Linked DNA regions of Mus musculus: region 2 is linked to region 1. The links are chromatin loops, found by intact Hi-C in ENCODE. Cell type or tissue: gastrocnemius. All regions are shown on one strand.

Region 1 (8,000 bases):
TGTGTATATATTATTGCTTCCAGTTTTGCATTTGTATTATCTGCCTATATGTTTCTTGTGCTTTTTCTTTGGCACTTTTTCTTCTGTTATTTTTACCTTTTTAAAAATTATTATTTAGATGTCTGTTTTTTAATAAGAGAAGGGGAAACAAGGGTGGATTTGGGTGGAAGGGCATTGCGGAGGATCTGCGAGGAACTAGGGGAGGGAAGACCGTAATTAAAATATATTCTATGAAAAAATGTATTTCCAGTTAAGAAAACAAAAACAAAAAGAAAAGAAGCAAGGTTACATTAACCTTAAAAAGAGAGTTTGGATAGGGTTCATCTTTACTTTTTCTGGTTCAGTTTAGGAGAAATGTCAATTTCTTTAATGTTAGTAAGAATGCGAGCATGAAGTCATTTGTTCCTGCTCTTGTTTAGATGGCTGCAGACTTGGTTTATACAGCGTATTGATTTATAAAGCAGCTATAGTCATTAGTATTATTAGATATACCTTTCCCACTTTCATGGAAAAAAAGACCTATGACCTGTTCTATTTTAAAAAGATTGTTCCATTTTATTTTCTAGGCTTGGGCATTAAATGTGTTTCTTTAAAAATAAATACTTTAAATTTATCACCAAACTATGTTTTGATGTGCTGTTCTCTTAGGATACTTTCCTTCTAAATCCATTATAGTGACTATTGCAAATTTCTCTATGTCTGTTTGGAATTTTCAGCATCTCTTTATATGCATATGTGTGTGTGTGTATGTGTGTGTGTGTGTGTGTGTGTGTGTGTGTGTGTGTGTATGTATGTGTGTGTGTGTGTATATATATATATATTTTTTTTTCCTCCCCTCAAGACAGGGTTTCCCTGTAGCTCTGGCTGTCCTGTAACTTACTCTGTAGATCAGTCTGGCCTCAGACTCACAGAGACCCACCTGCCTCTGCCTTCCAAGTATTGAGATTAATGGCATGCGCCACCACTGGCCAACCATAGTTTTTAAACCTAGCTTTAAAAAACAAAGTATTTTTAATTTTTTTTTTTTTGGAATTTATTGTCACTTGCATTTGGACCTAGTTCCTTGGTGTTTTGGTCTCATGGTTAAGGACTCAATAAAACCAGTACCTGATTTTCTCCCTTGCTTGGGTCCAACATTTTGTGTGTGAATCTGTAGGAGACACAGATACTTATGTAAATTGTGTAGGTCTCATTTGTCAATTTTGTTTCTATTCTCCTGTATTCCTATTTAATATATCAGGCTCAATTTACCTCCGTAATTTTTGTCAGTATTGCCTTTTTTAGTTGGTGTTTGTGGTTTCTTGAATATTTTAATATCACAGTCAGTTGTTTTTAAAAGCTTACATAGTGGTAGGTTGTTTTTATTATAGTTGTTGTTGTTTTTGGACAGAGTCTCACTGTGTAGCTCTCTTCTTGAACTCGCAGAGAGCTGTCTCCTTGTACTTATATCTCTGGAGTGAGTGTTGGGATTAAAGACATGCACCACATGCCTGGCTCTTAGTGAGTTTCTATCAAGGTTTCTGTATTTGTGCATGCTTTTTGTTTTCTTTATTTTAATCTTTCTTCCCACTTTCCTCATAAGAACTTTACCACTGGCCTTAAAGCAACCTCATTAGGTAAGTTCAGCCGTATTGATATGTTGGAAATGTTATTATCTGTCATCTTTTTTTCCTGCTACCCTTTTCTATGGATTGTTTTGCAGTTTTAGATTATGACTTTGCAGTTTTAGATTGTTTCCATCTTTAATGGATGTTACACATTTTTAACAATGTCTGTACATGGCAACATTTAGAATATAAATAAATAAAATCATTTGATAAAAAGTGTGTGTACATTTGAGTGTGTCTGTGTGTGTGCGCGCGTGAGCAAGCACATGCAGGTGTGCCTGCACATGTGTGTATATTTGGAGATCCAAGGGAGTTTCAGGTGTCATTAATCACTGTCCACTTTAGTTTTGGAGACAGGATCTCTTTCTGAACTTAGAGCTGACCCATTCAAGAGTCTGGTCAGCTAGCAAGCCCTGGAAATCCCAATCTGACCTCATCGGTAGCTATAGGCATGTGCTGCTGAACCCGTCTTTCTTCTGAGTGCTGTAGGGAATGTATCTCTGTCTGTATGTTCATGTGAGCACCTGACCAACGGAGCCATCTTTCCAGCTTTAGTCTAAAAACTTAAGCTTACCTACTTGAATATGCTATTCTGCAAAGCTGCCTTAACCAGAGTGGTTTTTCCTATCTTATCGGGGCATTCATTCATTCATTTACATTCCAGTTTAGCGAACCTGACGTTCTTGCCATCATCAGGTAGGACTTTGTACACTTCCTCTCTTTCTAACATAGCCTCCCAGTGCCTCACTCTTGAGTGCCATGGCATATTACACAAACTGTAGCCGCTGCTTGCTTGCTTGTGTGGTTGTATGTCTTCTTCCCTAGAATGTGGTTTCCTCTGCCAAACACCAGGTCACTCCCGTCTACTCTTGTCCTGGGACTCCAAGTACCAGGTCATTCACGTAGTATGCTGTTATGCTGCCAACAGCTGCTGAGCAGATGAGCGTTATTTTCAGATGTAAATGATCCTTGCTGCATGTAACACTTTGGGAGAGACGATCTCCATTAAGAGGCTTTTCCAGAGCAGGCGAAGGTGAACTCTACTTCATTGAGATTTAATATGAAATGGTTCAATGTCAGAGCTAGAACCCTATGAACATAATCAACCACAATTTAATATTATATAAATAACACGATCCCCATAGCAGGCTGCTAGACCTGACATTATATTGACGCTCATCTATCTGAAGTCTCATGCTATTAGGAGAATTGTTTGCTATTTCAGTATGTCATAGTAGTTGAAAGCTTAGAATGGAGTTACCCCAGGTATATGGATTCTACAAGTAAGACCTCTTTGGTACAGTATTTGTGGGAGATCGTTCAGTTCCAAGATTGTAGATAAGATGGCACAAAGACTTGTTTCTTCTATAGTTCAACGGCAGATCCCAAGTAGATTCTGTTTTGGAACACTATCTAAATAATGGACAGTCTTAACACATAACAAGGCTAATCTGGAGTTCTTGATCTTGCTGAGACTTCAGACGTGTGCTCACCATGTGGGCTTCGGAATAAAAACGTAAGGGACCTTGGATACAGTTCTGTTCTTTTCCTTAGTGTTTTTCTTTTTTTTCCTGAATGTTTCAAATGAAAACTTTCATGTCGTTTGTGTCTAGTGTTTTAAATTTAGTTGATAAAAAACGGTGGTAGGATAAACGCTGGCTAAGGACTTGGTGTATTGTTTTTGACCACTAGTCGTCAGTATTGAACCATCAGTAGGCATTATTTCTTCAAGCTCCAGGTTGGCTTAAGATGGATTCCCTACAGACTATACATCCCAGCTCTTAGCATTTCTGTAAACTGTCCTTGACATCAGTCTCACAATTAAAAACAATATCATTATTTGTCATTTTAAAATTGAAACTGTATAGATTCACACTGTTTGGAAAAATTCAGGGATTACATATGCTACGTGGAGTCTGGAGCTCACTTGTTGCTGCTTTAATACTCCGGATCCAGGCTTCCCTCACTCCCTGCCTCCTCCCATCCTTTCCTTTATGAAGGAGTTAGTCTGTTTAGTTGCAGAAAGGCGGAGACCAGCTTTTGATATGAGAGTTAATTTTATATATATTCCTGATTCTTTTCCACTTTAACGTGTCCGAGCTTTAAGCCAGCATCCTAGACACCCCTGTTTTCTATAGTCGCATCTCACACGAGCCTTTTCCTAACATTGTGTCTTTCTCTTACTCATGACCCCTTTTGTACCTTGTACCATTTACCTTTGTTCCTGTAATTAGCACTGTTCAATTTTCCTTCAGTGAGTCTCATTTTTCCTTGATAAACAGACATGGTTTACTGCTTAGTGCATTTAATTGATTTCTATTATTAAGATCTGTTAATTCTTTTTGTCACATACTGAAACAGGTTCTAATTATTGCTCAGGAGGGGAGGAACAAATTATTTGTAATCATCGTCCATTTGCGGTGAAGCTTTCAAGCCCTGTTCAGAGCTGTAAGGTTCTTTACTCAATTGATGGAGCTGGGATGGGAGAAAGCACACAGGCTTAGAACGTGTGACCTGAGAATGAGGTTTCCATGGCCTCTCCGGCCACGCTTGGATGAGGATCAAGTCACACTGATGTTGACGCTCACAGCGCAGTGTCTGCACAGACTTGGGCCCCGCAGCTCTGCTCTCCCGTTCTTGCCCCCTCTGACCTACGGGCTTCTTCAGAAGGCGCTGGAGCTTAATTTTTGTGTGTCTTTCATCCAAAGAAAGACAAGAAACAGACCATGCATCTTCTAAGGAAGACGGATAATCATCCTGATGTTAGATGCACTTTTAAGTGTTGAGAACTGAGTGTCTGCTGTCTTTGTTGTCTGTTTTTCTCTCATTCTTCACACCTTGTCAACTCTGATTTAAAAATAATTATGAAAGTTGGCTCTATCGGCTTTGTAACTGCTACTGACTGTTGCCTCTGCTGCTGTCTTCTGCTTGTGCAAACAGAGAAGGCCGCTGGCCTCAAGTCTTACCTCTTTGTCACCTGCGTGGCATGCAGATGATGTCACATTCTTCTTTTGTCACAGTTACAACAAATTTAAAAGCCTCACACTAAAAGTCCCTTGAATCTGGTTCCTGGTTTCTTCTCACTGCAGTGTTCAGTTATTCTCACCCTCGTGAATGGTAGGACAGTTACAGTGACCTCAGGCCAGCATGATGGCTTAGCGGTACAGATGCTCGGTGTAAAGTGGGATAACCTGATTTTGGTCTCCTGAACTCATATGGTGGAGAGATGGCCTTTGCAAGTTCAGTCATGTTCCCACAGGGAAGTCAGAGCCATCACTGTCACGTATGCTGGGCTTCTGCCCTTCTGTGGGCATGCTCTGCACTTTCTGCCTTTGGACTTTTGTACTTCCTGTTTTCAGAGACATGAAGTTGATTTTTGAAATAGTTGTGTGGCTTATGCCTGCCTTTCCTTTCGAATGCTACTTCAGAAAGCCTTTAGTAACTATCCAAGAAAAATGCCCTCCTTCCCTTCTGAGTTTGTTACATTTATTTCTTTTTTCTTTTTTCTTTTTTTTTTCTTTTTTCTTTTTGGTTTTTTGAGACAGGGTTTCTCTGTGTAGCCCTGACTGTCATGGAACTCACTCTGTAGACCAGGCTGGCCTCGAACTCAGAAATCCGCCTGTCTCTATCTGTCTCCCAAGTGCTGGGATCAAAGGTGTGCCACCACGCCCGGCTATTTCTTTTTTCTTTAACAATACTTTTCCACTATTGTCACCTTTCTGTCCCCTAACCAGCCTTTGAGGGTGGGCTCTTCATGGCTTCTGCTTATGGTCCTATCTCAATTCCTATAACAATGCCTGAGGAATAGTAAGTCCAAGCTAGGTGTTCATGGAATGAATGAATGAATGAATGATTGATTGAAAGAATGAATGCTGTATCCAGTATCCTCAGAGTACCACTTAGTATGATATTCATTTGGCGAGCACTGTCGTATGCTATGTCCTGGGTGCTGTGTTGGCAGCCATGGGTTTAACATTACCTATGATACTGCCTTGCCTTTGGGTCCTCTTCATACATTTTGTAAGGCAGTATTTCTAGGTATGCACGGGCTGTAGAGGACACCGGAGGGCAAAACGTTATTGTTTTGGGCCCTTTGTGGCAACGCTTGTGCTTGGGAGATCCCATATTTCTGCTGGGGCTTAGTATTTTCCAATTGGTCTGGGGAGTGTTTCTGTGGGTGTGAGTTGTGCCCCTCGATTATTTACTGGCTACTTACTTTGTGGAACACTCTTGCTCCGCGGCTTGAGGACTTAAATCCTGACAGCCATGGTTCTGATTCCCACCACTGCCCTTTCTCTTATCAGTTTACTTCATGGTAATTGTTTTTCTCGCTCTTCAGTGTTTGTTACCGTATGGATTATTTTATTAATTTTTTTCTGGCAAAGAGGAAAGTGCTGTTCGTAGCAAGGGTTATGAAAGAGTCGTCAATGTCAGCACACTGATAAAAAGGAAATGATGGACAACAGGGCTCAGCTCCTAGGGGCATTATCCTGCAAAGGTGTCTGACCCCCAGCTTAGGCACAGCTTATGATGAGCAGGTCCCACTTATGCTCTGAAACAATTCTAATTTTTTTTTTTTTTTTTAATTGTAAAACAGTTCCCCTAGACCTTCCGGAGCAAAGTCAGGAAAGGTCTTGGAGACTCTAGGATAAACTTTGTTACAGATTTCCATTTCCATTCAGGGAGTCATGGTGGTTCACCAACATCGTAGACAGTGTGTGCAAGCCATTGAAGCCCTAGGAAATGCTGCCTATATTAAAATGTTCCACTGATCAGACCTAGTGTATAGAAGTGATAAGGTACAAGCTGAGAGTTTAGAGCTGTGTTGTCAGCTCAGAAGCTGCGGCATGGCTGTTGTCAGCTGTTGGATTCCTTAAACAGAGCAGTTTTGTGAGCTGGTGTGTAGTGTAAGCTGTCCCAGAATACCTGTCACCTCTTTTTGATATGAACGACAGTTAAGTTCCAATTTTCTTAGGCCTTCACTTTTTCTTTTTCTTTCTCTGTCCAGGAACTCACTCTGTAGACCAGGCTAGCCTGGAACTCAGAGATCTGCCTCCCAAGTGCTGGGATTAAAGGTGTACACCACCACTGCCCAGCTGGCTTTTAGTTTTTAAGAAAACCTTATTCAATCTATTAGTTATGAAATGCTGGCTTCTGCTCCTCCCACTTCCTCATTTCAAATGTCTTTCTCTAAAATTCTGTAGTATATATTAATTTACACTTTTTAAGAAGTTTGAAAAGTGTGAGTGTGTGTATGTGTGTGTGTGTGTGTGTGTGTGTGTGTGTGTATGTGTGGTAGGTCTTCTAAGGTTGATTAATGTGGTTATAACTTCCTCCTTCCTACTCCATTAGGAATAACTCTTCATAGGATCTAAACACTCTTCTGGTTATTCATACCTCTGGGATTTTTTGTTAAATTTAATTTTACTTGTAATTCATTTTTCACACTCCATATTCCATTCCCTGCCCCTCCCCTCCCACCCTCCAACTGCTCCATATCCCACACCTCCTCCCCACCTGACCACTAAACTCCCTGGGGCCTCCAGTCTCTTGAGGGTTAGGTGCTTCATCTCTGGATGAACACAGACCTGGAAGTCCTCTACTGTATGTGTGTTGGGGGCCTCATATCAGCTGGTGTATCCTGTCTGTTTGGTGGTCCAGTGTTTGGGAGATCATGGGGGTCCAGGTTAATTGAGACTGCTGGTCCTCCTATAGGATCGCCCTTCTCCTCAGCTTCTTTCAGCCTTCCCTAATTCAACAACAGGGGTCAGCTGCTTCTGTCCATTGGTTGGGTGCAAATATCTGCATCTGACTCTTTTAGCTGCTTGCTGGGTCTTTCAGTGGGCAGCCATGATTGATCCCTTTTTGTGAGCACTCCATAGCCTCAGTAATAGTGTCAGGCCTTGGGACCTCCCCTTGAGCTGGATCCCACTTTGGGCCTGTTACTGGACCTTTTCTTCAGGCTTCTCTCCATTTCCATCCCTTTAATTCTTTCAGACAGGAACAGTTATGGGTCAGAGGTGTGACTGTGGGATTGCAAGCTGGTACAAACACTCTGGAAATCAATCTTGAGGTTCCTCAGAAAATTGGAAGTAGATCTACCTGAAGACCCAGCTATACCGCTCTTGGGAATATACCCAAAAGATGGCCCACCATGCCACAGGGGCAAGTGTTCCACTATGTTCATAGTGGCCTTGTTTGTGATAGCCAGAAGCTGGAAACAACCCAGGTGTCCTACCACAGAAGAATGGATGCAGAAATGTTTTTATACAATGGAATACTACTCAGCTATTAAGAACGTGGACATCCTGACTTTTTCAGGCAAATGGATGGAACTAGAAAATATTATCCTGAGTGAGGAAACTCAGTCGCAAAAGGATATGCATGGTATGT
Region 2 (8,000 bases), 750 kb after region 1:
GTCCTCAATTAGTTTTTGATTAATAAAGATGCTAGTGCCTAAATATTGATGGTTGGGCAAAGGGAGACAGGATAAGACCCTTAGAGTTGCATGGTCTAGGACTAAGGGGGGAGGAGAAAGGAATCACCATGACTAGGGAGAGAGACATGGATGGACATAGGAGGTGCAGGAGATAAAGTCAATCAGCCATGTGTGATTTGGGGAAAGTGGCCACTGGCTACTTTCCTGATTGGACCTAGGGTAGCAGGCAGAGGATAAGAAGTGCCCAGCCATTGAGATAGATGGCATATTAAACATAAGTTAATGTGTGTGTGTGTGTGTGTGTGTGTGTGTCTTTCATTCGTGGATCCAAAGATTCCCTCGGTTGGTGGCTGGAAGTGTGACCTTCCAGGAGCATAAAGCAGAGTAACTAAAAACTCACACAACAATCTCTCTACAGCTGTGATAAATTATATACCCAAAGTACAAGGGCAATGGTCCTGTTCTCTCTTAGGTTACTTTTCCCAGTTATTTGACTATACCAGCAAGGAAAGTAATTAATACTCTATCTACTAAGAAATACTATGCCATCAATAAAAATATCATCATTGCAAAGCATAGTGGAGTACAAGTATAATCTCAGAACTCAAGAATCTAAGATAGGAAGATGGTTAGTTTGAGGATATACATATATATATGATATAAAACAAACAAATAAACAAAACAAGACAGATACAAACAAGTATTCCTTAAAGAGATAAATTGAGTGAGGTATGGTCTACAGCAAGAAGGATTAATAGGACTTGAGGATAGATATTTCTGTTGATGCTTCAAGAACGGATCTTTGTAGGTACTTACAGAGTAGATTAGAATAGAGTTCAGAAGCTTAACTTAATTGAAGACCAGCATGGAAAAGGTACATCCCCATTTCAAACAGGCGGTTTACAGTTTCCCAAGGAGGGTACACTTGGTTTAGTCATAAACGACCCATGTCTCCTCCCATCTACAGCTTCCTTTCCATTTCACCATGCATACATAATTTTCTAGCTATCCTGTAACTTTTTATCTGATTTACTTCAAATTACCATTTTGGTAACTTTTTTGTCAGTTATTGTTGGTTGTTTTTAAAAATTATTAGTCATCTCATACAAGCAAATCCCAGCCACCCTGAAGAAAAGAAGCAGTTTGTGATGACATCTCTAATGTTTAGAACACCTATTTTAATGAAAAGGAAAACTATGTTGACATTTTTATTGTCTCCTAAAAAAGACAATGTAAGGGTTGTTTGTTTGTTTTTCCATCTTCTTTTTAATTCACTATATTCTTTTCTGTAATTATCTTTTTTTACACCTCTGACAATGTGGCATAGAGAACACATATGTTGGAACACTGCTAATTAAGATTCCGATTTCATTGTTTACTGAATGTATGACTTTGAGGCATTCCCATAGGCTCATGACGCCTCAGTTGCAAAGTCTGTCATTGGAACATATTAAGGAAATCAAGGTGCCCAGGAGTTAATTTATATCTTTCTTCTTCTTTCTCACTGTACTTAACTATGCTCTCATGTCAGCTGTGTAGACCTCTTTTTCTTCCACATACTCAATGTTGATTAAAATCCCAGTCATCATTTGAGTTCAACACTTTCATCTATGGCTCCTCCCATCAATGCCCATTACAAATAATTATTTTACCTCTCTGTGCTCCAACCGCATGCACATTGAACATCCAATTACAGCGAAACATGAAAGTCACATGACTCGGTTAATCATTTGAACCCCTCCAATGCAAACTTCTTGGCAGAGGGACCATTGTGTTTTCTATACTCTTCAAGTAGCAACAGCAAGAAATCTGAACATTTCAGAAAACTATGTAAATCAAGTAAAGGATTCTCCATCACAGCTTGGGTGTGGTCCATATCACTAGGTGTTCACACAGGGTATTCATGATGTAACATTAAAAATGACTGTGAAAAAAATCAAGTTAGGCCTCAAACAATACTGGATAAAAAGAGTTAAAACCACATATGATATATATCTCCAAGATATTCCCGAAAACAATTCTGACCATAAACACAGTCTGCCTTGTGTGTTACCTTTAAAGGGAAATGTGAAACATGTTCTCTTTGTATTCGTTCTGACAGCTTTTCTCTTTGGTAAGCTACACTAGCCTCTTGAGGTGCTGCATTCTATTATACCTGGAACATAACACATGTATAATGAATATTTAACAAAATTAAAATTGAAATTGGATAAATGGAAATAAAACGGCAAGATGAATAAGGCAAGGAGAAGTCAGCAGGGATCTTGGAATGTGGTGGGCTCTTTGAGCAGCGACAGTCAATCTTTATTAAACACTTTCCACATGTTGTTACATTTAATCCTAGGTCCTGTCTGATGAGAACAGTTAGGACTTGCATCTTGCAAAAAAAGAGAAGAAACCAAGGTTGAGGGTAAATTTGAGTCATTTGCCTGAGGTTACCCCTGAGGCAAGAGACAGAGACAGCACTAACTGTCACCTTAAATTGCATCTAGATTGAAGGAGACTCTCCTACATCAGTTTCCAAAAGCTCTCTCTGCACCTTCATCTCCCTGCACAGTAGACAGGAGAGTTCTTCCTGTACAATGACATGACAATCAGCAATAGTTATTTTCTGTGTTCATTAAAGTAAATTAAGGAATGAAGACACTGGCCTATTGAAGCTTAACAATCAGTCCGGATGGGACACAATTACTCTCTTCACAAATGTAAGAAAAATAAATCAGTTTCCATAGGAATAAGCCACGTCCAAAGGCATGGATAGGACCCTGCTTAGGTTTGCCTGGCTTTGCCTGGCTCCCTTTGTTCTCAATAGAAAAAGCTTGGGAAGAATCCGTGAAGATCTTGCTCTATTTCCCCATGAAATCAAGTGGTTCTTTTCTTAAACACAACCTTCTCCCCACTTCCATTTTTTTTTTTTTCATAATTGACACACGTCAATGCTTAAAAGCAGGGAGACCTCAACAATGAATGTTTTTGACAATGACATTTCTAGTGGAATTGGCATGGTATTCAGCTTCCCATGACATCAGAACAGGTACAGAGAGTATTCCTTGCGAAGGGAACTAGGAGTGTCTTGCCCAGAGAAAGACATGAGAAGACTAAGAGAACCTGAACCTTTTGAAAATAACTTGTTAGACAGAGGGTTTTTTGCCCAGGAAATCGTTGGCCTGGGCTGCTCTCTAGTGGTAGGCAGTGTTCACTGTCAGAATTTCTTGTACAAAGGCTCCAAGCTGAGAGGCAAGAAGAAAAAAAAAATTCAAGCTTTTCTTGGACACCAGCAGATGAGCTACAAATGAATGTGTGTGTGTGTGTGTGTGTGTGTGTGTGTGTGTGTGTGTGTGTGTGTGCGCGCGCGCATGCACATGCATAGACACACATACACATACACACACAAACATGTAAATACATTGGCACATACCTGAGGCAAAGCACAGGGTGACAACTTTTAGGAAGAAATGAGAACAGAGGAAGAAGGATAGTGTCTTTTGTAGGATCTAGAGAAAAGTTGGAGGGGGTAAAAAGACTCTTTGTGAAGCCTCAGATATGAATCTGCTATGTGTTCATATTCCATAGGCATTGAGAGTAACCACAGGGAAGATGAATCTTCCTCATTGATGACTACTTGAAAACCAGTTTAAAAGCCCAGTGTGTGTGTGTGTGTGTGTGTGTGTGTGTGCATACCAGTTTATGTGTATTTTGGGGTACATGATCCATGTGCATGTGGTCAGGAGTAACTTTCAGGAGTTGGTTATTTCCTTCTACCATGTGGGTCCTTGGGAAGGGACTCAGGTCATCAAACTCAGTAACCAGTGCCTTTACCTGCTGAGCCACCTAACCAGCCCCCATCTACTTTTAGGTAACAGTCATTTTTATATCATAGGTATGTTGAATAAAGAGCTTCTCATGTTGCTTGTACATCCCTATAGGTAATGCAGAAGAAGAGAGAAGATGTCCATCTTGTGCTGACACTGTCTCTCTTTCTGTGAGGCCATCACTTCTCTGTCTTGGTCCTGATTTTTTCCTAGACTATGTGCATAATTTAACTTAAATTTTGAATTACATACACATTTCAATCAAAGATAAAACTAAAACGAGTTTAGGATTTTTCACTGTGTGGGCACCCTAGTTTATACCTTTTTGTGTGCACATAATAATTTTCTGTGAAAAATTATGTGGCATATTTGCTGTTCTGGGTCTTAGTTAATGTGTCTATAAAATTTTGACATCAATGTATGGAGTTTGCAAGACTGATTGATAATCTTTCTTTTTACTTCTGCTATACCCTGAGCCTTTTGATTCACCAGAGATTCATGAGAAAAAAAAAAAAAAAGAACAAATGTCCTGGGTTATGTTAGATAGCAGCTGAAGCTTGGACAGCTAAACAGCAATTCATACACAGAGAGAAGCTCAAAATAGAAGGACACCGGGCAAGTGGCATATTGGTGGCCAGCAGGTAGCTCCTCTCAGAAGGAGGCAGTAAGATCATCATCCTCTGCAGAGTAAAGTTCAGAGACTTGATGAGCCAGCGTAGGAGATACCCAGGGGCCTTCCACCCTCTCAGAATACAGGGGGAGGGGGAAGAATTATTGGATGGGGTGACCAGGAGGAGGAGCAGTGAGAAGTATGCAAAATGAAAAAAAATAAAACGAGAGAGGGGAAAGCCTCTTTATGCTCCATCTTCCAGATTTTCTTTTCTTAATAGCGTTCTCACGCCCGGCCAGGAAGAACACAACAGACCAGAATCTTCTGCGGCAAAACTTTATTGCTTACATCTTCAGGAGCTAGGAGCGCAAAACCCCCAGCCCCAAAAGCGAAAGCCCCTTCTATTTACATCTTTAGGAGCCAGAGCTCCGGCGCGCCAAAGCGCAGAGCGCGCTCTATTGTTTACATCTTTTGGCAGCGAGAGAGCGCAGGGGCGCAGAGCCAGAGAGATGCCAGCGAGAGAGAGAATGGCGGAAACCCCGTCCCCTTTAAGGAGGAGTTATCCTTCGCTTAGGATGCATCACTCCCTGATTGGCTGCAGCCCATGGCCGAGCTGACGTTCACGGGAAAGGCAGAGTACAAGTAGTCGTAAAATACCCTTGGCACATGCGCAGATTATTTGTTTACCACTTAGAACACAGGATGTCAGCGCCATCTTGTGACGGCGAATGTGGGGGCGGCTCCCAACATTCTTTCTTCATACTTACATCTCCATATGTAAAGAGTTAATTATATGGGTAATTGGAGCAGAACCCCACCGTCACCACCCCAGCACCTACACATGCCTCAGTTATCTTCTGCCTCAGGCAGAAGTAGAGCTCAAATTCAGATGATAAGATGAAGATGATAAGATGATAAGGGTCTGGGTTCTTCTGAGACCAACCGCAGGAAGCTTTCACTATGCTACCACAGCACTCTGCTGAGAGAGCACCATCGTGACTTGACATTCTAACGGGTCATCCATGGAGCAAAAATATTCCCTGTCATTTAAAAATGAGCAGGATAAAGAAAGGCAATGGGTGGCTCATGTCAAAAAGGGTTATGGAGTATAAGAGAAAAATGTTGATAAATATGCCCAGGGAGAAGAAGAGCAAGGAGAAATGAGAGCTGGTCATTACTGCGGGTGGATGTGGAACAGAGGGAACCAAAATGGCTGAGAGTGAGCACTTGTTCCTTGTTTAGTAGGAAAACTGAAGCAAATATGGCCAATTAGAATCTGTTAGAAACCTTGCCAAGTAGCTGCTAGCAAGGATCAGATGAGGGGACTGAGCATTTGGGAAACTGAACATTGTCACATCAGCCTGACAGGCACCTGAAATTATTAAGATAAGTGGCTGATATCAAGTACTTACTAAACAGGTCAGACTTTTGAAAACAATCATAATTTTGGGATGACAGTGGATATGCTTGAAACAGAGTATCACCAAATTCCTTTTTGAAAGACATAATGTGGGGTTTTCTGTTTTGTTTTTTTTGTTTTGTTTTTTTTTTTGTTTTTTTGTTTTTTTGTTTTTTTGTTTTTTGTTTTTGTTTTTGTTTTTTTGCTTTTGTTTTTGCTTTGCTTTGTTTTGTTTTTGGAAAACAGGTTCTACCATTCTGAGACTCTGAGACTCAAGCAGTAAACCAAAGGGAGCTGAGATATCCAGATATCCTCTATTCCTATCTAAATCTTACCCAGTAACTAACCTTGGCCACATATCAATATATAATTATGGTGAGGGTAAAAATTAATTGGCAAAGCAAAGCAAAACAGAACATGGATGACAAAATGTACGATAATCAAACATTAAAATTCAGGAGGGTAGCCCAGATCAGTGACATGCACCTATAACCCCAGTCCTTTGGACACTGAGGCAGGAGGACCACTTAATTGCAGAAATCCTATTTCCCTTATGGTGAGTATAGATATTCATCACTTCTGAGTATGCCATTAAAAAGAGATAATTAAAATTTATTTCTGGGTTAAATATTTTTAAATTACAGTTTTATAGTCTGGGCATATATACAAACACCTGCAGAAACACGGTCATAGTGGAGTTCTGCTCATCATCAAAACATCCCTAATGCTTTTGTATAATCTATACTCACTCTCACCCTCACCCTAAACCCTAAGCAACCAGTGACCTGATGGAATTTTATGAAAAAGAACGTTGATCAGGTTTCACCTGAATTAGTTGGTTAGGAGATCCCCCACTGTAGTAAATATCAAGAGTTTCTTTTGTTCCTGAATTGTAGTAGCAGACCTTAGTGTGGTTATAACACACATTTTTTATCCATTCACCTGGCCAATATTTCCAAGTTTGAGCTATTGGAAATAGAGAGGAAGGAGAAGGAGGAGGAGGAGGAGGAGGAGGAAGAGGAGGAGGAGGAGGAGGAAGAGGAAGGAAGGAAGGAAGGAAGGAAGGAAGGAAGGAGGGAGGGAGGGAGGGAGGGAAGGAGGAAGAAGGAAGGAAGAAGGAAGGAGGAAAGAGGAAGGAAGAAGGAGAAGAAGAAGAAGAAGAAGAAGAAGAAGAAGAAGAAGAAGAAGAAGAAGAAGAAGAAGAAGAAGAAGAAGAAGAAGAAGAAGAAGAAGAGATAAAGGGATAGGAAGGAAAAGTGAAAGAAAAGACAGGAAAGAAATCACATGATAGTCATTATATTTAGTTGTGTAAGAAACAGCCAGGCTTCTTCCTGAATCCCTTGTAACATTTTCCATTTTCTGTTGCTGAGTTGAGGCCTAGCTGCTCTGTATCCTGTATGGTCTGATTGGTCTCTTCAGTTATAGTAAGTATAATTGGTGGGTGATTATATCTCAATGTTTCAATTTTAGTTGCTCTAATAAAGAACAAGCTGAAGCTTTTTACATATACTTTTGGCTACATATTATGTTTTGTGAATTGCCTGGGAAAATCTTTATCCACATTTTTTATTAGATTGTATGAGTAATTATAAGTTACAGAAATTCCTTATGCATCCTTAATGTCTTTTTGCATGATATTTGTGCTGTAAGCATTTTCTTTCATTCTGTGATTTGCTGTGTTTTCTAAATCATGTCCTTAGAAGAGCCAATGATTTAGATTTTGATTAAGTTCATTGTTTGGTTTGTGCTTTTTGTTTCTGATACACCTTTACTTAACACCAGGTACAATTATTCCCTGCGTTTTCTTGTACAAGGTTAACAGTTGCAGATTCACAGTGCTAGAATCAAAGTAAATAATTTGTATAGAGTGTAAGGATCAATATTCACTTTTATCAGTCGAATGGTTAGTCTAGCATCATTTGTCATTTGTTAAAAAGTGATTTACATTCCTTTTCTCCCCCTTAACATACATGTGTGAGGCCACTTTATATTTCTGGTGCCATTTTTGGACTGTTCTGTTTCATGGATATGCGTCTTTTTTATTAATTGATACCGAAATTTCTTGATTACTATCTGTATTAGTCAGGGTTCTCTAGAGTCACAGAACTTATGGATAGTCTCTAGTTAGTAAAGGAATTTATTGATGACTTACAGTCGG

Evidence for each region. Peaks named below come from ENCODE experiments on the same cell type or tissue, not always from the same donor. Only the 100,000 strongest peaks of a DNase experiment are listed, where the experiment ranks them.
Region 2: it touches region 1 in a loop (5-fold over the local background); 24 of 42 quality-filtered maps call a loop at or near these places.

The regions. Positions count from the first base shown.
Region 1 is chr12:91,309,709-91,317,708 of GRCm38, reverse strand. All of the region lies in intron 10 of Cep128 (centrosomal protein 128), which reads left to right. Among named protein-coding and RNA genes, the nearest start is that of Cep128, 71 kb to the left of the region's middle. In gastrocnemius, a CTCF peak has its summit at 3,302; no DNase peak of the experiment used is centred here; H3K27ac peaks cover 1,207 bases.
Region 2 is chr12:90,561,727-90,569,726 of GRCm38, reverse strand. No RefSeq gene overlaps it. Among named protein-coding and RNA genes, the nearest start is that of Gm40538, 160 kb to the right of the region's middle. In gastrocnemius, a CTCF peak has its summit at 3,211 (motif pointing left); DNase peaks (open chromatin) are centred at 3,193, 4,494 and 4,951.